Linked DNA regions of Mus musculus: regions 1 and 2 are each linked to region 3. The links are chromatin loops, found by intact Hi-C in ENCODE. Cell type or tissue: left cerebral cortex. All regions are shown on one strand.

Region 1 (8,000 bases), 98 kb after region 3:
AATCCACACAGTCAACAGAAGTACTTCCTCCCAAGACCTTGACAAACAGGACCTCCCAACCATGTCCATTTTGCTTCTCGGCAGGAAGAGGCTGAAAATTAGCTTTGGTTATTGCGGGAAAGGGGACAGAGGAGAATGTGATTTAAGCAATCACTCTGTCAGAGTTGTCACCTGTGCTCAAGAAACTCCCCATGTCACCCCCCAGCCTACCATGACATGGTCTGGATTTAGGGAATAGTACAATGCTGAGGGGTGATGAAAAATTCCTCTGTGGGTTTTCTCCTGACAGGTCCTCACTACAAGCATGTTGCTGGAAGTTTTTATTTAATGGGTTTAAATAAAAAGGCCAACGCACACAGACGGAAAGCAGGGGCCGCTCCAGGAGCTGTCTTCTCAGGTCCGTTATCTCCAGGAGATGTCTGAAATTGACTCCCACTTTCGGCTTTGAAGAGCAGTATCCTGCGTTTCCTCAGGAGAGGCATGCTGAGTACGAGCTGACTCAGAAAGACGGGCAAGTCCAAGTGTTTACCGAGAAAAGCTCACTCGCAGTTGGCATGGCTCCCAGAAGAGTCTCCTAAAAAAATATTTTCATTGGTGTCTGAAGGATTTAATCAAGGGCTGTATTTAGTAAGAGTCCAGCAAGTGCTCTGTGCCCAACTCTGATACTCTCTCGGGCCTTTTCAACAGGAAACCCTTAGTCCAGAGAACAAAAAACACTTAGAAGCATGCCAGAGGTGCCTGGGAAAGACTACACACCCTGATCACAGCAGACTCCTGGCGTCCCTCACTCCTCTGCTGAGAGATGTGTTCAGCCTGAAACCAACTGGAAGGCTTTAGAGTTTCCTTTTACATGAAATGAAGGATTGACAGCAGAATCTGGATCTTAGTTAGGAAAGGGAGAGACCGATTCCCAACGAGCGGTGGTTGGCTAAGAGAGGACTCACGTCTCCATCCCAGGGAGCAAACGCTGTGGTAGATCTCTGAATATCATGCCCCATGGCTATTATGTCTCATTCATCCATTTACTCATGCAAGTATACATCTTTGACATCTTGAAACCTGCAACACTCTTTTTTTTTCCCATATGGGGATAATAGACTATTTGGTGGGGAAGGGGCTTATAATAAAGCCTTACATCCAGAATCTTCCACTCCCCTCTGCTTGTTCATTCATGCATTCCTTCCCCTAGTGTCTGCTGAGTGCTTAGAATGTGCAAAGAAGCACATGTGTGCAAAGAATACACTATCCGGGACCAAGGCAACAGCCCTGTCAGCAAGTGCATGTCATGCATGCATGGAGACCTTAGTTCAACCCTCCTGTACTCATGTAGGAAGGCTAGAATTTAGAGTCTCCGTGTTGGGAAGTTGAAGACACGAAGGCTAGCTAGCTATCCAATTTAGCCCAATCTGCAAGACTCAGGTCTACATGAGAGACTCTGCCTCCAAAATAAGACAGGATATATATATATATATATATATATATATATATATATATATTTCAATGGGAACATGTATTTGCTATGTGAGCTTCAAGACCTGAGTTTGACTCCCTAACACCAACATAAAAAGTTTGGATGGACACTAACATGTTCCCACTGTAAGCCTAGAGTGTGGAAGGCCAAGACAGGAGGATCACTGGGGCTTGCTGGTTTCCAGCATAGATCTAGGTTTATCTGAGAGACCTTGTCTTGAAGGAATAAGGTAGAGCATGATGGAACAAGACACCTGCCAGCCTCCTGTGGCCTCCATGTGTAGACATAGAGACATACATATACACATACATACCTACATATATACATACATACATATACACACACACTCATACACACAGACATATACACACCCACACTTACACATACTCACACACACACACAGCAAATGGCTCTAGAGAAACAACACTCAAAGTTGACCTCTGGCCTCTACATACATGCACATACACATATATGGATTTGAACACATATATTCACTCACACCTACATGAACATATATATGCAAATATATAGACACAAATGTATGTGCAGATAAATATGTATATACACATACATGCAGTATCTGACCAGGCTAGTCATACCTTCCATCCCAGCACTTGGGAAGATCACAAAATCAAGACCAGCCTGGGCTATGAAATAAAAAGATCCTAATTTTAAAAAAAAAGAAAGGAAAAGAGAAGAGAAGAGAAGAGAAGAGAAGAGAAGAGAAGAGAAGAGAAGAGAAGAGAAGAGAAGAGAAGAGAAGAGAAGAGAAGAGACAAAAAACTTAAAAGAAAAGAAGAAAAGGAAGAAGAGGAGGAGGACAAGGAGGAGGAGGATAAGGAGGAGGAGGAGGAGGGTAAGGAGGAGGAAAACGTGGCCTCTGACATCACATAGTATGAGTTCAGGGTCTGCTTCTGTCTGTCAGTTCAATAAAGGGCAACTATTCTAACTGAACTATGAACTTAATGTTGCCCATAGTCATATTTTGGAGACTTCGTCCCAGGTATTACATTGAGAGACTGAAAAAACTTTAGATAGTTGAGTCTAGCTAGAGGACCTGAATCCCTGCATCCCTAGCAAATATACTATCCCTGGCTGTCTACTTCTTCCTTGTGTGCATTCTCCTGGACCACAAAGTGGACAGTTCTCTTTCTTCATGTGTTCTAGCTACCATGGCTGCCAAAGTGCATGGGGAAAAATGACTGTGGACTGACTCTCTCTAACACCTTTTCCTCTTCAATTTGTGTGGTTGGGGTCTCTGTGACAAGAAAATAAGCCACTTCAAGCTGTGATAGCTGCTTTGTGCTCTGAAATCCAATAAGAAGACCTCTCTGCCAACTGATGGAAGGGGATCCAGAAAGATCTCCTGAGTAAAACCTAGACAGGAATGGGAGGATCAGCCCATGGACACAATGGCTCTTCAGATGCAAGAGATACACTTTACAAGTCTCCAACACAAGCAATAACAGAGACCCAAGGGTAAGCACTGATGTTTCTGTGTGCCCAGCCACAGGCTGGAGGAGAGACTCGGGGGGCAGTCATAAAAGACGATGCCAAATTGCTGAGAACTGACCTACACATTCAGGATGTTCTCAGCACTAACTCCATGGCAAGGATTCTCTTCTGAAATCTGGAAGGACATTAGGAAAGCTTCCTGGAAGCTTACATCATAAAAGCAACAGAGCGGGCCCAATACATTGGCTAAAGGAGAAAAAAAAAAAAGGTCTTTGTATCTTAGCTGGGCTATGTGGACTATAGGAATGCAGCAGCTATCTATAGGTATGTATCAGAAAGGGAATGCTATCAGATGTGAGACTGAGAAAGAACACTTTAGTGCCCTATGGAGAAGCTTTGGAGGAGAGATTTAAAAAGGGCAAGAAGAGAATAGGGCCATCTGGTAGACCAAAGAAAGTGTGAAGATCTGGTAGGCCAAGGAAAGTGTGAAGCTGCACCACAAGCAAACCCAGAATGGAACAGTGGAACAGTTCTTGACTGCACTCTACAACTGTATTTCCATACTACCCACAAGATGTCTCTAACCCCACTGCCTTTAGAGTAGTGGTTCTCAACCTTCTTAGTGCTGCAAACTAATACAGTTCATGTTGCAGTGACCCTCAGTCATAAAATTACTTTCATAGCTATTTCATAACTGTAATTTGCCACGCTTATGAAATATAATGTTAATCTCTGATATGCAGGATATCAGATATGTAACTCCTGTGAAAGGGTTGTTTGGCCCCAAAAGGAATCATGACCCACAGACTGAGAACTGATGCTTTAAAGCATTCAGACTCCAAGAAGTGTATCTGATTGGTCTAGATGGTCATTTCCATCCCCACAGGTTGCCTCACTCATTGGAGACCTGTAGACCTACCAGCTTCCTGGCTTCCTTGGATAGAGTATGGAGAGCCAAAAGGAGTTTGTGTCTTCCAGCCTTTTACTGTGTCATAGCACAGTTATAAGACTCTTGGGCAGTTTTCAGTTACTCCCCTTCTTCCTCAAAGCTTTTACATGATCTCATGTCTTGCTTCTATTCTGTGAAATCTCACAGGATGGGTTCTAAAGCAAAGATCACTCAGACTTCGTATCTGTTCTGAACTTATCTACATGCCAACTGGGGCTGAAAGAGGAAAACAAAATCAATAGTATAGGAAGTAGGAACCACAAATTCTATAATAAGATGTAGATGAGGAGCTCCATGGGATCCTGACCCCAGCCTTTGTGGGAGAGCCAATGGCCAACGAAAAGCTCTTTCTCATCAAGCCTTTTCCCCTCGGTACAAAAACAATAAGCACATGCTGATTGCCTACTGTCTATGAAACCTCTTTTCTGGAAGTATAAGAGATAGATTCTCATGCTCAAACAAAAATGCCCTGTGGTATAAAAAAGATGAGGCTACATAAAATGGGGCACAGGAGCTTAAAAGATTCCTGTCCCACTTCCGAGTGCATGAACTCCAAAGAGATAGCTCAGCAGTACTCCAACTTCAAAATGACATGCCAACCACTGCTGTTGCTGTGTTCCAGGGAAGAGGCACACATTGTAGTAATGGAGAGCCGATCCTGACCAGAAAAGCTATGGCACAATTGCTAGAAATAACTGAGATATGTTTGGGTTTGAGGAGGACACAATTGTTCCCATTGCCTGATGTTTGCTTCTTTGTGGACACTCCTCCAAGAGAGGAGTATGGGACCTTATTGTGAGTTTCAGACAGGAGCTAATTATGTGAGCTTTGCTCTCCTGCTTTTATGCTGTTCATTAGGAGACATGATGTGATTAGGAAACCAGATGCTCTTGGTCTCTTTTGCCCCACTCCCAAATCTTCAGGGATCTTCTGCCAGGCCTGAACTTACTGATTTTATATTAGTCACACTGAAAATCCATGTATATGATCAAAATCTAGAGGTGTATGTTAGAGTAGGTAAAGGAAGAAAGGGTGGGTAGATGGATAGATGGATGGATGGATGGATGGATGGATGGATGGATGGATGGATGGATGGACATAAGTATACATGGATGGATGGATGGATGGATGGATGGATGGATGGATGGACATAAGTATACATGGATGGATGGATGGATGGATGGATGGATGGATGGATGGATGGATAGCAAAGGACAGGACAGCAACCCACAAAAGTCAGAATATAAAAGAGGTTAAACTGAGCCAAGCAAGGGCTTCCTCCAACACCATTCATTAAATTCCTGCAAAGCTTTGACAACGTCCAGAGTCCAGCTTCTGTAGCACGATCCTGAAGTGATCTGGATACCCAGAGATCTCATTCTGCATCCAGGGCTGAGAATCTCCCACTTACTCACCACATAAGCAGAAGGGAAGTGGTCCCTCCACTTCTAAAGACTGATTCCGAGGAAGAAATGTGGTACACTGTTCTAACCACTCACATGCCCAACGCAAGCCAAGGAGCACACAATGAAAGGGCCATTCTCATGGGACACAGGTGGTGGAGGTGACCTACTCAGGGTGATGATGCAGCTGGAATACAGCTAGGAAAGAGCCATTTCCTTGAGGAAGGTGCATAGGTCTAGAAAGTTCCACAGAAGACTGGCATATAGTAACTGCCTACTGATAACAAAATGGGGACCTATGCCACCAACAAAAGCTAAACTATGGAGTCACAGGTAAAAAGCATGGTGTCAGGGGGCAAGAAGGGGACCCATTCAAAAAGGTTGAGTCTAGAGATAGGTGTCTAGCCCTAGCTGTGTGCTATTGAAGACAGTCCAAGCCCTATGTGCTGGGGTAAGAAGCAAGGTGGAAATTTCCATAGTTGTGATAAACACAGTCCTATCACTGACCTCTGCTGAGAAGAAAGGGCCCAAGAGATCTTCAATCCCAGATCATGGATCTAGGCTGACCACAGAGACCAAATTTTCAGACTTGCTGTACAAGCATTAGCAGGGGTCGAGGAGGATGTTGAACTATAGCCCAGTCTAAGTCTCTCAACAGCAGTTCTATGGAGCCCATGTTGCCTGGAGAAGCCAGAGTTGGTTTGTCATCTACCTCCCCTCTTCTCCCAGAAAACCCCCAATCTCTACTGTGAACAGTGTTGACACTCAGCCAGGACCTAGGCTATACACCTCTGAAAATCTGCCTCAGGGAGACAGGAAAGCTTGAGTTAAAATTTTGTAGGGATAGAGTCAGTGCAGCCCCAGCCTTGTATTAGCACCTATTATCGGTATAGCAAAGGCTGCCTGGGAGAGACCACTCCAGAGTCTAAGATCTGGAAGCACGGGCTTCCCAGCAGGAGATGATTGATTCAGACTGCACTGCTCCTGGATGAGACTCAGCAAGAAGGAACTGTGGAATGGGCTCTCAAGCTCTATTGGTCAAGCTAGAAACCCAAGACCACATGTCTACACAGCATCGGCCCTCTGTTGCCTGTGCTTGTAAGACTGTACTGTGTCTGCTCTACTGGGCTTGGTAAATGATGTTTGATATTGGGGACCTATTTGTTTAGTTGACTTTCTTTTTTCAGCACTGGGGACAAGACACAGAGCCTTGCATAAGCTAGGCAAAGCTCCACCACAGAGCCCTAACACCCACCCCAATGCTACGTTTGGCCATTTGATTTCCTAGTCTTGCTTCTCATGTACCATCTCAGAGAAATGCTAAGTGTGTGCTTCCAGTGACTTGATACTGGAGGCTTGCTGACCCTGGAAGGTCTGCCTCTCCCAGGTTCAGTCAACTCCCACAGGTAATTACTTACCCAGAAAATGAGCCATTCAAATGCACACCAACTAAGCCAAGAGCATAGTCTCAAATCTCCCACTGTGGATCCACTCCCCTGCACGACCAAGGGCCAGCCAACCCCGACTCCAGGGATCACTGAAGCTATTCTGAGGTGCTGATCCTGAACCCACCTCCAGCTATGCTCCTCCCAGAGAAGCATCGCAAAATCTGATGCCCACTCCTCCACCCTGATTTCCTAGCCACCTGACCAAGCCCTTGTCTCCCATGCCTTCTCACACTACACATGTCCTTACCTTTGGATGATAGCATTGGATCCTCTCCAATGGCACCTGCCTGCTGATCTAGTGGCCTAACCATACCTGGCTAATAATGTCTACATTTTAAAACAATAGTTTGAGATAAAAAAAATACAAGGTTAAATAGTCAGCCTCCGGGGTAGCAGGGTTTTGATATTAATTTAGTTCACATACTGTTTTAAATATTTCAGACCTTTCTGATGGTGAAATCCTGATTCTTTCTCAATGGACTCAGAATGGTTCCCAAAGGCATAGCTGCATTTCCCTGGGGAAGCAGGCTGCAAAGGTCATAGCCACGCTTGACTGCCTAACAAATGGGTCATCGCCATGCCTGCGGGTGTGAGGGTATCTGGCTCGATACATCATAGGTTTGTTAGGCAGTCCACCCAGCTTAGAGAACCTGAAGTATAAAACCACTTAGTTCACTATGATGCTTCCTGCTCCAGGGAGGGATTCCACACTTGTCTGTTGGTGAGTTTGAGGGAAAGTAGATCCCTGTGTCTCAGTCTACTTCCTCTTCTTGGGAGCCAGCTCTCCCAAGAGTTAAAAACAATTACTCTGTCCCCTGTACTGGTAACCTTGACCTGGGCCAACTGTTAGCAGTTAAGTAAGTGGTTGTCGCTGCTCCTCTAAGCCGCATTATGTGATGTAACTTTTGAATTGAATGTGCCACGGCTGAAATGGTTCACTGGGTAACATACTTGTTGTGCAAGCAAAGGGAACTGAGTTTGGATCCCCAACACCTACGTAAAAGGCAGGTGTGGTATCAGGTGAATATGACCTCAGTGCTGCAGGACAGAGTAGGCATCTCTCCAGGACTGATTGCTGAGACAACCCAGGTGAAATGCACTGAGCTCCTGGAGTTCTGAGCTCCAGGTTAAGTGAGAGTGCAGCCTCAAAAATATAAGGTGGGAAAGAGGTCCAGGAAGACACCCTGATGAAATGTACAGACACGGGGGGGGGGGGGAGGGAGGGGGAGGGGGGAGGGGGAGGGGAGGGGGAGGGAGGAGGGGGAGAGGGAGAG
Region 2 (8,000 bases), 120 kb before region 3:
CAGGTGGCAACGTTTCTGCAATTCCTAGCTGCATCACAAGTCTCCCACTGCGTCTCACTAATTGCAGATGTAGGCAATTGAGACCTGTACTAACTATGCCAAGCAAAACCGGGTGAGTCGTCGCTTCTAATCTGGCATACCAGAAACTTCATTATTTTAATGACTCAATCTGTCCCGTATCATTGAGAAGTCCAGCACTACGTACAGCACACAAGGTTAATGTGTCCATCGATGACAGTGTTTCCCAGACAACCAGGAATGAGAGCCATTACTGTGTGCACCAGGGCAAAGATGAACAAGACACATCATCGTACTGTGCACACCACTCACATATGCAAAATAAAATGGTAGATAGCATTTAAGATGACAGCAGCCAAAGGAACACACAAAGATTTCTCGTCGTCTGGAGTTCTTCGCAAACAGTATTCATAGGAGGTGCGTAACAACTCTTGGCTGAGAAAGAGTGGGGAGAGATCAGAAAAAAAAAGTAAAGATCTAAGAATACAGGTTACTACAGATGTGAGAGAGAAGCCAGCATTATATGTGAGAGAGAAGCTGGCACCGGTGTTTCTGCATCCCTGCCCACTGTCAGGCAAGGAAGGTGCTATAGAGCTAAGTGGCACTGGGGAGAAGCCCACCAGTACCGACCAGACATCTTAAGCGAGCTCGACAATAATATCCATGGTTTGGGAAGAGGAGGGTGTGGGTCCCAAACAATCAGCTTAGGGATCATGGGTATGTACTAAGGAGGTATCGATTTGTGTTTGGAGACAACCAACCCCAATGACTTTTTCCAGTATAAAATTTAGTGCTAAATAGATGGCTTTCCAAAGTTCTGGAATTTTTTGTTGTTGCTGTTGTTTTTGTTGTTGTTGCTGCTGTTGGTTTTTTCTTGGTTTTTTGGTTTTTGGTTTTTGTTTATTTTGAGAGTGAAAGGAAAGAATAAAGAGACAGAGGGGTGGAGATCTCGTAAGCTCTTATTTCTTGACTGTTTAAGAAGGCATTGAGCCTTCTCATGTAAAGATTTAGATGTGTTTAGACTTACACCCTCAGAAAGCCTTGGCTGCCTGCTGCCCCATTTATATCAGGGAGCATCCTCCTTGGGAAGTGCAGTTCCCAGGTTAGCACCCAATGTTATCCCTCCCCAGCCCCAGGCACAGCTGCCACCACCCACCACGGGCTTCTCTCCCCTCCAAACTTCTCACTCTCCCTCCACTGGCTTTGCTTAAATAGAAAACAAGAGAAATTACATTTGCCAAATGTTTTCTTTTTTTTTTTGACAGAATCCCAGTCCTCTTTCAAAACAAGGCATCTGAGGACACAAGTTCCCCTTGCTCCCCCACTTTCTATACTTGGAACAGATGGAGAGAGATGAGGTAGGACAAAGCCCCATGTCTTCTGAAAACTTAAAACAAAACAAGGCCCCAAACTGTATGTCTTTTCTTCTAAGTGTTTTCTTTCCATGCTGCAGGCTAAACCCAGGCTGCTGTGAGTACACTTGGCCACTGAGCTAGCGGAGCCACAACCCTCAGACTAAGATCTGGAGCAAAGGCGTCATTAAAGGACTTGTTCTCCACATGCACCGGGGATGCAGCACTATCAAAGACACATTTGGAATCCACGTTTGCCTTTCTTAACACAGCCCTCCAATTTTTAACAATTATTATTATTCTATTTTATGTGTGTGGACGTGTCACCAAGGAGGCCAGAATTACCCTGCAGTGGAGGTTCTGGGAATCCTACCAGAATCCTCTAGAAAAGCAGTCACTGCTGCTAATCTCTCTAGCCCCAAGGACAGGATCAGATAGTAGCTCGGGGCGCTTTCTGATAAACTGCAAGACGTACACTTGAATCTAAGATTCTGGGAAGGAAGCTGAGATCAACGGGGCTGCACCATTTCTCAAAGGTGTGCAGAGTTCTCTAAACCTAAGTCACTCATTTGTCCTGGGGTGGCCAAACATGATTTTGAAAAAAAAAAAATAGGGCAGCTATTTCCATGCCTCCACGTATAAGCTCCAAGAACGCTTTTGGTTAATTATGCCTTTTCAGATCCTTTCCAGAGCCCCACAAAGCAGTGCTGCGTAAGCCCTCTCCTTTAGAACTGAGTCATTTTCTGAAGTCCTGTGTGACGGAACGGACACAAAAAAAACCCAGATCGAGGAAACAAAGAAAACAAGGCTTTGACCTGTCTCCTGAAAGCCAACATTATCCTTCCAGGAAGTCCCACCTCCTCCACCCAGAGATGGAGTGACAACAGATGCCCTTGTGGAGAGGCAGTGAGGACAACAGCCAAAGGTAGCTGCTAGTCAACCGTTGAGGCCTCAGATGTTTACCCAGCCCACCACACACACACACACACAGACACACACACACACACACACACACGCACACGCACACACACACACACACACACACACTCACTCATAATAAAAGGCTGCTGCGCACCATGAAGTTAAGGGAGCAGCAGCGGAGGAAACAGTGACAGGCAGCACAGATGATGAACCGGTTACCTCCCGGAACTTAGAGCATCCCTCGTGGCTGTTCTGAGGAAACTCAGATGTGCTGGTGGCTGCTCCCAATATCCACGTCTCTCAGAGGCAGAGGTGGCAATTTATCTCTGGCCTGGCCAAGCGTTTTTTTTTAATTTTCCGAGGCTACCGAACCATCCCTTTACGTAAAAGCACCTGTTCACACCTCTATTGCTGTCTGTAAAACCTAAATGAGATCATGTCTATAGACTGATATTTATGAGAAATTGCCTAATGCTTCTCCAGTTCCCTTCTCTCTTGATGTGACATTCCAGAGCAAATCAAGCAGTCGATAGATAAAATTTGAATTTAAAAGATACTTTATCTAAGGTCCTGTGGCCGAGTTGCCTGAGGACTGGCTTGTCTGTCCACCCCAGCATGCACAGAAAACATTGAAGTGAACACACATAACACATAGGATTGTGTTTACTTTGGAAATGCTAAAGGCCACCAGATTCCTTACATTACAACACTGTTGTAAATGGGACTCTCCACAGGAAACTGTCTTTGGAAATGAGCCCCAGAATGATCTATGTTATTTCACAAACCACAGAAACATGTGTGGGGAAAGCCAGAGTTAACTGACGTGGCTTTAGTCAGGAAAGCAATTTTACCTTTAGAGACCAAGACCTCTCACCAACTCTGAGCTGTGCTTAGTTTGTTCCCTTATCTTTTGTTGCCTGATACACCTGCTGGGTTAGCTCTAACTGTTCTAGTCCATTGCACGCTGCACAGAAGCGTCTGAATGGAATAAAGCTAGCAGTGCACATATTTTTCAGCCGACCTGTTGCTGACCACTCTTTGATTCAAGTCTTGCAGATACTGGGGTACACCTAACACGCCAGTTCTGACATCACCTGGGGCAGCATAGAAATACAGGACTCCCTGACTTCAAGCAGGCTTGTGAATGGCTGCCAGACTGTAACTCGTGGGTCACTTATCTTTACCTTTGTGTGGCAAGGCTTGACCAACCAGGTTAGAGTGAACTTTGGCAAGAAGGACATAATGTCTCTCTCTCTTCCACATCCATATTCACTATACTGTATATGTTCCAGAATATTTTCCCAAGAGAATTCAGGCTGTCAGCAGGATTCATGATCAACCTCGGAAGCTCATCACTAGATCATTTTAGAGACTTTATTCAAAGTTCTTTGACGTTATCCAAAGTTAACAATGGTTGGGTAGGTGGAGAGGTGGGAAGATTGAAGCAAACACTTTCCAAAATTAAAAAATAAGAGCAAAAGAATCATGAGGCTTCCTGGCCTGTTGTCAGATCCAATCTCCAAAGCCACCACCCCTGGCTGTGCTGAGCTGGGAGGAGTGGGTCCTGATGTGTCATCTGTTGGGCTCCCCGGTTCCACAGGGGGGAGTGAGTCACTCCTCCTTCCATCTCTTGCTGACAAACTCAACTTCTCTGCCAGGCAGCTTTATCATACTATGTGCACACCATAAATAACTAAGGCAAGGCTGTACTCACACTTCTGGGAGTTACAGTGAGTCAGAGGTGTGAACACGCAGGGGCCAGAGAGGCTGGAGCTTCCAGAAACACCACATGAAAGAACGTCATGTCACATTCTCTTAGTCAGTGGAGATAGAAGGCAGACCACTCCTATCTACTCCAGAAGAAATGAATGCTGTGGTCTCGTCACAAAGGGACAGCCAGGGAGACAGGCAAGCACCTCAGATTGTGTTGGCCTGGCCAGGCAAGGACCATGGCTACATCTCACCACTGTTAAATCTCAAACCCGGGACAAAGGGCTGAGGTGCTGGCTGCCAAGTTCTCCGTGCATTCCTCAGTCCCTACCTGTTACAGGATCCTCCAGACTGGACTGGCATACCCTGCCCCTACCCTGAACTCTCCAAGAGGATAAACTAACTGACTTTCCTCCAGCTGCCCTTCCCTATATATTCCAACCTTCTAGGTGACCCTTTGTCTACTTTCTTGGCCCAGGCTGGTTATCAGCTGCTCTTCCCTCTCCTCACAAGGCTTTGTACTCCCCTGGATGTCCCTGCCCCCACCCCAGGCTATACTCCCCTTTTATCTACAATAGACTCTCTTCTCTACCACTCTGAGGAATAGTCAAGTCCTTTTCTAGTTATTTCTTCCTTTTCATTCAGCCATCAACATTGGGCTACAACCCAGCCTCTGGGTTACCAATTGTTGAATTCTGACATTTAGCTAAATACAGTTTGAATCACAGCATCTGTGTTTTATCAACAACTTGTACACAATAATCTGTGTGGCGACTTTTGTACACAAACAGCTGCTTAGAACAAACAGCTTTTTTTTTTTTTTTTTTAGATCTGCTACTCTGAATGTGTTTGGACTCTGAGTTGCCTCATTCCCTTGCTCCTGTTCAAGAAAAATGTTTGACCTAAAAAGACATGCATTTCCTCATCCCAGTGCACGCCAGCTGTGTGGATTTCTTTTGTCTTTTTAATTGTTTTTATAGGCAAATAAGGGACAGCAAAGCAGACTGAATGGTGTTTTGTCTGTTTTGTTTTCCATAGGGCCTTACTAGATCAAATTCCTTCTGAAACTTTTTTGTTTGTTTGTTTAAATCAGATTGTATTAAAACCTAAATGGAGAGAAATCTTGGTTCTGTAACACAGGAAGGCATTTCTGTGTGAAAAGAAAAAAATTGGCGGCAGGATAGAGACACCAGTGAAGGCTCTGAGCAGAGCTTTGGCCTTCAGATCAGTGAAAAAGGACCCCTGCCTCAGGCTCCTGCTAAGTACTGAGAGAAGCGGGCTTCTTCCCTTTCCTTTGTCCCTCCTGTACCTCATTCCCTCCCTCTCCCCCTGCCTTCCTCTCCCTCTTTATGACCCTCCTTCTGTAGCTGAGAGAAAGAAGATATCTCACCCAGCCACCCAGTGGAGAGCTCTGAGTAAATCCAGGCAGGTCTTTTTTGGAAGCCAGAGACATAAATTACTTCAGGTACCAAGTATAGGGTTTACAGAGAGGATAGCATCACTCTATGACCTGCTGAGTTTTAAATTGGAGGGAGAAGGGGGTAATATATGCACAACTGCTCCAGCAGACATCTCTTTGCTTCACAGACCCAGAAAATAAGATCTTTCTCATACTGCTTCCTAGAGCAGGATGGCTCACTACCTCCTAGAGCAGGTTGGCCCACTGTCATCTAGAGCAGGTTGGCCCATTGCCTCCTAAATCAGGTTGGCCTACTGCCTCCTAGAGTAGCTGGCCCATTGCTTTCTAGTGCAGGATGGCCCACCACTAGCCTCTGCTGCTGCCTAGTGGCTATTTCCTGGTCACTACCTGTGTTCCAGCTTATTGGCAAAGGAAGCTGATAATCACAGACAAATCATTTCTCTGAAGCACATGAAGTCCTCCTGAGACACTGAACACTAAATTCTCCAGCCAGGAGAAAGGATTACCCACATATAACAATAGGAGAAGAACACTTAAGAGTAGGTAGACAGCAATTTTGAGGCTTTGCTCCCAAAGACCACCACACATACTTACCATCTGGAGCCTGGGCAGTGTGGAAGGCGCTTCTGTACCAAAGCATGATGTCGATCTTAAAGCTGTTGTAGATGAACAGAACAGATACAACCAGAAGTAGGAACGCCATAAGCCCTCCTAAGAGGTAAGCCCTGAAGTCTGGAACTGCAAACGACAGGGAAAAGTCAATGGCCGAAGGTTAGTTTTACCTCCACACTTACACGTGGCTCTTAGTCAAAGCCAGGTGGGAAACGTGAGGCTACTGCTTGAACACACATCTCTAAGTTTCCTTGTGAGTATACAAGTTGGATAGTTTAATTTCCACTGAGAAGGTTGGGAAGAAATGGTCTCCTTAAAAGCCAGGGAGCCCTAGGTATTCATGCCAGAACAAAAGGACTCCAGCTGCAAGGAAACTGTCTCAGAGCATGTGGATCCAGGTACCTTCATGAGGTACAATCTGACTGTGTCTGAAATGTCCCCCATGGCTTCCCCTGAAGAATCTGGGTTTCAATCCCACCATACGACCCTCGGAGCTGAGCAGAGGGACTCCTGTTAAAACTGATAAAAGTCATTGGCCTTCTGCCCAGACATGGGCTGTGCAAGTCGATGGTGAGACAGTCCTCATCTGACCCTTCCCAGGGCTCCTGAAGCCAGGGCCTGTGTCTGTCTGAGAGTTCCTGATATGGTACTCAATGCCTGCTCTGCTAAGAGAGTGTACAGTTCTGATGACAGGCAAGGGAGCAGACAGCTAGGGGAAGAATCAGTTACTCCAAAAGGGAGGTCCCGGTTGCTTCCAGAAGAACTCTTGAACGCCAAGAAGAGGAACCAAGCAGCGCCCTACCTTGCCACAACCCAAAAGGGTGCTGCCAGAGGAGGGTGCCCAAGAATGAGGGAAGAGAAAAAGGGAACCCACCGCATCAACCACTTCCTTCATCAGCCCGTTCACCCTGAAAAGGAGCTCGTGGGTCTGGTGGGATGGGGGAGAAGTGTTTGAGTCTCCCAGAACAAACGTTTCTGGTTTATAAAATCTTCAAGAAATAGCTTGTCAAATCCTTCTCAGGCCACACATACAGTAAACATCTGAAGGCCTAAGACTTCCTGCATATTGTAGCATGTCTTTAGATATAACAGCTTGATAGAGTACAGAGACAGAAAACACACTTGGTGCCAGCCCCCACCCCAAATCAATCCATTGAGCAAGTCCCTCTGTAGCCAGTGGACACTGTTCTGCAGGCTGTTGCCCAATCCGCCCCTTTCCCATCTTTATAACCTTCGTCATCTGCCTTCCAACTATGAGATGGCAAATCCCCTGTGTCTATCTTCTGCTTTTTGCCAGCTCTTATCAGAGTTGTGTGAGCAACACCATCTCTCCCTTTGGGAGGATCTAATCTGGAAGAGTCTAAGCCCCTGATAGTGATCTTAAAATTATAAAGTGTGATATGACGATTCCATGACTAAGCCCACAGTACTTAATGAGATTCAAAGAGCCCTTGGCAGCCGCAGTGTGGTCTGACTGTTCCTTGCACTGAGTAGTGTGGACATGTTTGGCTCTGTGAATGTGCTCAAAGATGATGACAGTGGAATTGTCTTATTAGTGAAGAAGCTCAAATGAGTAGAGACTTTGAAGTGGAAATAAATGTACAGCTCACTGCTGGTATACCAGGTACCCTTATTAAGAATAGGATTTGAATGAGTTCAAAAGATAGCTCAGAGGTTAAGAGTACTGGCTGTTCTTCCAAAGGACCTGGGTTCAAGCCATAACTTCTTGTAACTCCATTTCCAAGAGATCTGATGCTCTCTTCTGATTTCCATGGGCATTGGGCACTCACATGGTACATGTATATATGTGCAAGCAAAACATGCTTACAAATAAAGACATAAATAGAATGGCATTTGTGAGTCTGATTTCATGGAACCATCATCAGGAGCCTTCAGACTCGAAAGCAGAGGATAGATGATGATTAAAAGACACAGAAGAGGGGAAAAAAAAAAGACTTTCACAGAAA
Region 3 (8,000 bases):
TCTGGGCTCCTCCAAGGGCTTGGGTCACTTCTCCAGCCAGGCCCTTTGTAGCACATGCGTCGTCCTCTAGGCTCCAGATGCCTGTACTCCACTGCTGCTGCTGCTCTTGGTGGTCATCTCATGGTACTGGCATCTCCAAAACACTGCATGACCCCTTCAATCCTGGGTCTTTAATTGCAACCAAGGTTGCACCTTCACCAATGGCCTTCCATGGCCTCTCACCGTGCCGAGCCTCAGCTGCTTTGCATGACCCCTTCATGCCTTCAAATCCAGTACCACCTGGGTGACCCTTACATATTACCAAGTCCCGCTGCAGCAGGAGTACAACCTTGGCCATCTCTGGAACACAGCCTCTTTGTGCTTTCAGAAAACACTTCCCAGAAGATGTCACCTCAATGATGCTGGTCTCTTCTTAATCCCCGCTAATTTCTTAGCTCCAGCTAACCAGCATCAATAGTCCCAGTAATGCAAAGTTTTTGCTTTGGTAGTTCTGGTATCTTGTTAATCACAGCTGATTCATCAGCCCCAGCTAACCAGAACTACAGAAACTTCACAATCAAAACAGCAATGGCCCCGAAAAGAGTCTTTAATTTTGCCTCTGAAATTTCACAAACCAGACCTCCATCTTCTGCAGTGTTCTCAACATTATCTTCCAAGCTCCTACACAACATCCGACAGACCTCTTAACAACGGATGGATCTTCAAGCCCAAAGTTCCAAAGTCCTTCCACAGTCCTCCCCAAAACATGGTCAGGTTGTCACAGGAATACCCCACTCTGCTGGTACCAATTTGTCTTAGTCAGGGTTTCTATTCCTGCACAAACATCATGACCAAGAAGCAAGTTGGGGAGGAAAGGGCTTATTCGGCTTACATTTCCATACTGCTGTTGATCACCAAAGGATGCAGGACTAGAACTCAAGCAGGTCAGAAAGCAGGAGCTGATGCAGAGGCCATGGAGGAATGTTCTTTTCTGGCTTGCTCAGCCTGCTCTCTTATAGAACCCAAGACTACCAGCCCACACTGGTCACACTCTGTCTTCTCTCCCCCTCCTTTGTGCCTCTCTCTCCTTCATCCTGTCTCTTCATCTCCCTCTTCACCACCTCTTCGTACATGCACGTGGAGGTCAAACAGTCACCTTGGGTGTCAATCTTTTCTTCACCTTGCTTATGGAAGGGTCTCCTGTTGCTCACAGCTGCATACTCCATGCTGGCTGGCCTGTGAGCCTCCAGGGAGCCTCCCATCTTGCTGTAGGGTCCTTGGATTACAGAATTGCACTACTGCTTCTGTGAGTTTCTGTGAGGTTTTGTGAGTTCTTTCTGTGAGTGGGGATCTCAACTTAAAAATCCTTACACTTGAGGCTTGGCAAGGCTTTACCCACTGAGCCTCTCCCAGCTCTGGCCCTTCCCCTTTTGAACAAGTCTCTCCCCTTGTCTTTGAGGGATCTGAGCCTATTAAGTGTCTCGTGAGAGAGCTTCCTCAGCATCCTGCTTTTGTCCTACCAATTTCCTCTTAGAATACCCTTCCCCTCCTCCTTCTTCCCCTCATCCCCTCTCCCACCTCCCCCTCCTCCTCTGCCTTCTCCTCCCTCATTCTCTGCTCTCCTCCCAGTTCTCCTCTAGCGCCTCAACACTGAGACCATCCCGAATACCCTGTCATATACTCCCAAGGTGTGTTTAGGACACTCTCCAGCTCTGTCCTCTGCGACACTGAAGGGCTCATCACCCCCACTCTTCCCTGTCTGCGGCACTCAGCAACCTTACTTTACTTGTGCACTGCCCTCTACCCTGACGCTCATTTAAGACACTGGTATCATTTCTCTCCAGCAGATGACAGCTAAGCAAGGCAGATGTTTAAATATTTGTCAAACGAATGAAAGTAGGCCCTGTTTACAGTTACTGTCCACAGTTCCCAAGAAAGTGGGACGCACACTCAGCAGACACAGGCCTTCCAGAATTTCCAGGCACAACGTTTTCTGAGAAACCAACTTAAATGTCCCCCAGCAGGCAGTATTTGGCAATCCCTCTAGACACGCTTGATCTAACCTGCTCCTTGTTTATGTGGGTAATTGACTGGCTTAATGGCTGCAGATCCCCGGGTCAATGATTCCCAGCCAACCCATATCATGCAGTACTGATTGCAGAGTATAACCAGCTGGAGAGTCCTGACAGCCCAGGCTGCACTCAGGCCTACCATACCCCAAATCCCAGGGGCGAGATCCAGGAATCAATACGTTCAAGGCTCCCCAGGTGAATTCCATGCACAGCCAGGACCCACAACTGCTGCTTATAACAGAGATGAGTGATGTTACCAGCATCCCATCCCATCCCAACTGTTTTCTATCCCTTGCTGCAGACTGAGGCCAAGCAAGGAAAACAGTCCTGGTTCCCTAAAACAACTGAGTGTGAATCCCACCGTAAAGGAAGCACCCTTCCATCTTACCTCCTACCATAGTGGATAGTCTCCTGTGAACCTAGTTTCTATATACTAGGGCACATGACCTTACCGAATTGTTAAAAAGCTTCACCTTGGGGAAGTAAGCACAGGATTCGGCTTGAACTGTGAAACCAACCTCAGTTTGTGGCTGATGAGCCTCATCTAGGCATGAATAGAGGTGAGAGGTGCTGCCTGTGACTCCCCTCAGGCCTACGAGAACAAAACCTGCAACCTTCCTTTGTCCCTATGAGTCAATTCAGGAGCTAGCATAGAAAAGTTCTTAAACCTTGAGGGAAATTGATTCAAATGGGTAATTATAGCAGGTTCACATGAGATTTTTCTTTTCTTTTTTTAAGTCAAAGAAGTTTCAATAAGCGTCCTGTCACTGTGAGCCCAGTCACTGAGTAGAGTCATAGATTTTTCCCCCTTCTCTAGGGAAGAAATCCTGAGAACTTCTGAATATGCTTTTATAGAGGAGTTAAGAGAGAGATGATGCTGTAGGCGAGACCAGATTTCCCCCCACCCACTCATAGCAGAATCTGTTTAACTACTCCCTGGAAATTGCTAGTGGGCTGTCATGATGCTTGCATGTATACTTTGTTGTTAAATGTATTCCATTTGTATTGGTTTTGGCCTCTATGTATACTTTGTTAAGTGTATTTCAGTTGTATTTGTTTTGGCATAAATTGTTACCAAATTCCTCTGGACGCTTTCTCACAATCCCTTCTGGGACTAAAAAAATAAGGCCTTTGCATGACACATTTTTTTAAAAGCTAGCTTACTCACAGATGCCAGTGTGGGTAATATCCCTCAGGGTTGGTGGAAGGAAACTTGAATCAGCTCAGTGTCAGCAAACTGAAAAACATATGGCTCAGACACTGATGTTCAACTATGGACTGACCCAGATTCATTGTGGCTCCGCTTGCACTTAACACCTTATGATGATGGTATGAGAGCGAGGCTCTTGCAATAAAAACTAAACTTTGTGTTGTGAATTTGGATCTTTTCCTGGGCTGCTGTATTGTAATTATTATTGGGCAGTTACAGCAAGGTTTCCACTCAGCCAGGGAATCATACATCAGACACTCCACAGTATGCTGTGCTCCAAGCCACACTGATTGGTAGGGTCAGTGGATTGTGTTCACTGTCCAATAACAGTTCTAATTTATGTTCAGTTTCTCACAGTGCAACCCCATTATAAATCAATCTTTTTGTAAAAGCCTTCACAGGGACTCAGCAGTTAAGAGTATTGTGGCTCTAACAGAAGTGCTGGATTCAGTTCCCAGCACCCATGTGTGGTCACTCACAACTATCTATACTTGTGAAAGAGTTCAACTCAATACCCTCTGGTCACCTCCAGGAGCACCAGGCACATGTGTTTATGCATATATATATATATATATATCCATAAAACAAAAATATATAAAATCTTTTTTAAAGATACATTCATAAACTACTGTTTCCCTTCCTTGAGTCACTGTATCACTTTAGCCGTGATGGAGAAAGAAGTTTGAGAGTCCAAAAGGTCAATGTGCTACTCCAAAGTCTCCTGTTGATTTGCTACAGTCCAAGAACCATGACTCCTATCACTAAACCTCAGTTTCCTTAGGAAGAAATTGAAATTTACAAAACCTACAAGAGAAAGGGAAGTAATGCCTTGAAAGCTCCCAGATGTGGCAGTGAGGGAGGGATGCCTGCTAACTCTTTGTTCTGGAACTTCCAAGTGAGGTAGCCTCTAAGCTAAGAGGCAGTGCCAGGTGGTACAGCTTCTAAGACTGGATGGCCACTCATCCATCTCAAGAACAGAGAGAGGCCAAGAGGTGAGCAAATAAAACCATAGGCAAGAAAGCATCTAGAAGGGGTTGACTCAGGATTTCCAGTCAAGTTCTAGAATTGTGGGAGCTACACGAACCTCTGGGGGTGTAATTATGGCTCTAGAATGTGTTGGCCTTGTGGTTATGTTGGGCTGTGTTCTTGGTAGCAATGCCTGAGCAGCCCCGCTGTTGACCTCAAACAAGAGGAAACAATCTTATGTGGAGAGGTTCAGTGTCTCCACAGAAAAGACATGTTCAAGTTCGTGTTAATTCCCCCTCAACTGGTAAAATGATCCAGGAACCCGCAAAGGATGAAGATGTGCTCTTGCCATCCTAAAACAAAGCTGCCCTGTTCTTTCACTGTCTTGGCAGTGTTCAGATAAACACTGGCTGAAATCCATGCTAAGGCTGGTTTTTTTGTTGTTTTTTTTGTTTTGTTTTGTTTTTATTATTTAAATCTGTTCACACCATCATTGTGAACTGATCTGGCATGGTGTCTCAGTTTATTATGACGGCTAAAACAAGCTACCAGGAACAGCATGATTTAAAAAAAATGCATATTTCTCACAGTTCTGGAGGCTGGAAGTCCAAGATCCAGGTGCCTGCAAATCCACTACCAGGTGACAGCTTGCATCCTGGCTTTCCAGAGCCTGCTTCTTGCTGTGTGCACATGTGGCAAAAAGAAAGCTAAGCAGCTTCTAATAGCTGTGCTGGCTGTATGCACAAGGGCCTCAGAACCTAAGGGTCTCCAAGAGAGCCTACCGTCTGCGATCCTCACATTGAGGTTAAAGGCTGAACAAGCATTCCACACAAGTACAGGAAAACCAAACACCTAATAGCTCCGAATCCTACAGTATGAACTTCAGTTACTATGACATGTGTCAAAGTTTATGACTCCTGCTTTGTAAATCACTGGCTTTTCATAGCCTTACATTCCACTTTGATGAGTCCAGACAACCACAGCATGTCTCTGCTGATCATGCACAGATATTTCCTATGTCACTATTTTGTATACAGTCTAGTATAATAACATAGAGAGAGAATTCATATTACATAGAAACAGTATAAAGAATACAGAAGGTTTTAAGTAGATACCATACAATCTTGTATGATGCTAACTAAAGACTCAGGAGTCAGTCCCCTGCAGACAACCAGAGAGGACTTCCCTTTGCTTGCCTTTTAACTTCATGCTGTCACTGACACGTTGCAGCCCCTGCTGAGTCTGCCAGGAGCAGTTCTGTGTGCGTCATACATTTGGACTTCACACACGGAGCCATTTCTCAGAAATAACCCTTGTCCTTCTCCCTGGGCTAGAATGTAAAGCTGCTAGGAGATTAGCTGACCTGACAGCTCCCGCACTTCCTGTCCAGCTGTGCCTGGGTCCACAGAAACCTGATCTAGCACTGCTTCCCTGGAGTCATATTTACTGAAAGCTGTATCCCAAGCTTCCCACTCCCGTGCACGTACACATTAACTCTACTCTTCTCTGGCCACCAACGATTACCTAGGACAGTTTAGCCTTAGAGATGGGTCTGACTGTGTCTGATCAAAACTGTGTTGTCTCTTTCCCCTCTTCTTCCATAATGAGAGCACACCTATGCACTTGGAGCCAATAAAAATGGAAACCGTGGTCCAGCCCACATCCAACTCATGAGCCAGTCAGCCCGCAGTAATGGACCAGAAGAGAAGATAACTTGCAAGAGGACACCATCTCACTATCGCTACAGACTCCAGGACTACTGCAAACTTTGCTCAGCTGTGCAGTGTTCATCATTCCCTGAAACCAGGAAGCCTCAGCTTCACCCCTTGTCCATGCAGTGGTGCTGAGGAAGCCTCCTATTTCTGTCTCTAAAGGTGACTGTAGCCCACCTGCAGCTATGCAGAGGATGTATAAGAAGACCCCACCAAGGTGACCATAGCCCCACGTGCAGCTAGACAGAAGGATCTACAAGACTCCACCAACAGCAATCTCCAGGTGGAGCCTCAATGAGATTTGGCAGCCATGCTTACTAGGCTTGTTTTGATATTGTACTCTGAAGTGGCTGGGCCTTCCTCACTACCCACTGTCTGCATCCATTTGATGGTCAGCAGCTGACATGTCTCAGGGTAGACTGCCAAATTCTCCCAATCAATGTTGATGTTTCCTTCTCAACCCACTCTTTCTCTCCCTACCTGTAGAGTCTGGCTCAGTGCTCAGCACAGAATGGGATTTGGAATTTGGAATTTCTCCAAAGGGCCGCTTTTCAGAAATCCCTAAACCAGAAGGCAAAATGGTCGTCAGTTTAGGAACGGATGAGAATGCTTTTGCTAAGTGGAGTTTTGCGTCTAGGAAAGATAATATGCACCTTAATTTAAAAAGATCTCTGCGGCCATTTCAGACAAGGCTTTTATTATGTGTGTCATGCTGAGGTCAGGGCTTGGTAAAGCACAGGCCCTTCACCCAGTGTCACCCCATCATGATCTCTTGAGGCTCAAACAAAAGATGCTGATACACAGGGTACCCTCTCCACAATGTCACCCAGGGGAGCAGGTACAGCCAGCAAGGTTTAAGCATGGAGGTCCAGTTCTGTCTTCTCACCCGACAACCTAAGTCTATCTCATGGTCCCAACAAAATCCAAATTCCTACCTCTGCCCCAATGCCTACCACGATCTACCCTCAGGCTCTGTGCCCGGTTCATCTGGTACCCTCCCCGTTCCCTTCACCACCACCTATTGGCATTTCTGGTCCTCAAATAGACATTGCTTGATTGCTGCGTTTGAGACAGGATCTCCTCTCATCTATAGGTCACGTTGGCCTCAGACTTGTGATTCCCTCTGCCTCAGCTTTCAGAGTGCTAAAATATGGGTGTGTGCCACTATGTGAAAACACAACTTTTACGATCCTGCACCCGATCTCTATGTAGCTCAATCTCATGCCTGAGACCCCCTCCTTTCCCCTCAAAAAGTACCAATTGTTAGAGTAAGGCAGGGCACAGCCATTTGTCGTCTAAACAGCCCTTTACTCTTTCATGGTACTCATCACAGGATCTTCCGATGGCGGCCAGTTCCTCTTCACCTGCCTCGGTATCCCGTGGCCACACACACACAGCAAGTCCTCAAAAGCTAGCTGCTAATGCAATAGAAGTAATGATCAGTAATTATTTTAAACCTAGAGAATGGATGCCCAACTTCATCCATATGTTAAGACAGTTTAAAACACACTGAGTTTTAAAATAATAATAGTAAAACACACTGAATTCACCTTTTTTCCCTTCAATAAAAACTAGTTTAGTGAACTTGGTTGATGGCTCAATGAGTAAAGGCCTTGTTGTGTAAGTATGAGAACACGGATTCAAATGTCCAGGAGTCACATAAAAACTAGTCGAGGCAGCATGTACCTGTAAGCCCAGCCCTGAGGGGGGCGGAGCCAAGTGGATCCTGCAGACTGGCTGGCAAGCCAGTCTAGTCAATGCAGCAGACTCTGGGTTGAAGGAAAGACCTGTCTCAAAAAGTGAGATGGAGACCAAAGGAGATGGTCATGTGATATCACCATCTGACCTCCACACATGCATGTAAGAGTGAGCACACACCACACACACAGACATACACACAGACACCATACACAGGTACATACACATAGATTCCACACACACACATAAATACACACCACACAGAGAGACACAACACACAGAGACCACACACACACAAATGTACATACAAACACCACACACACATACATAGATAGCACACATATACAGAGAAACACCACACTT

What was found. Hi-C counts contacts between places; a loop is a spot of excess contacts. Peaks named below come from ENCODE experiments on the same cell type or tissue, not always from the same donor. Only the 100,000 strongest peaks of a DNase experiment are listed, where the experiment ranks them.
Region 1: a loop joins it to region 3, with 1.8 times the contacts of the local background. A loop is called at or near these places in 2 of 42 quality-filtered maps.
Region 2: it touches region 3 in a loop (5-fold over the local background); 3 of 42 quality-filtered maps call a loop at or near these places.

Annotation. Positions count from the first base shown.
Region 1 is chr1:40,132,591-40,140,590 of GRCm38, reverse strand. No RefSeq gene overlaps it. Among named protein-coding and RNA genes, the nearest start is that of Gm35741, 13 kb to the left of the region's middle. In left cerebral cortex, no CTCF peak of the experiment used is centred here; DNase peaks (open chromatin) are centred at 550 and 3,380.
Region 2 is chr1:40,354,978-40,362,977 of GRCm38, reverse strand. It overlaps Il1rl2 (interleukin 1 receptor-like 2), which reads right to left. Exons shown (of 11, transcript NM_001356478.1): 9 at 6,016-6,159. Among named protein-coding and RNA genes, the nearest start is that of Il1rl2, 34 kb to the right of the region's middle. In left cerebral cortex, no CTCF peak of the experiment used is centred here; DNase peaks (open chromatin) are centred at 2,153, 3,965, 6,898, 7,362 and 2 more places.
Region 3 is chr1:40,230,992-40,238,991 of GRCm38, reverse strand. It overlaps a transcript of Il1r1 not described here. Among named protein-coding and RNA genes, the nearest start is that of Il1r1, 32 kb to the left of the region's middle. In left cerebral cortex, no CTCF peak of the experiment used is centred here; DNase peaks (open chromatin) are centred at 2,011, 2,990 and 3,225; H3K27ac peaks cover 310 bases.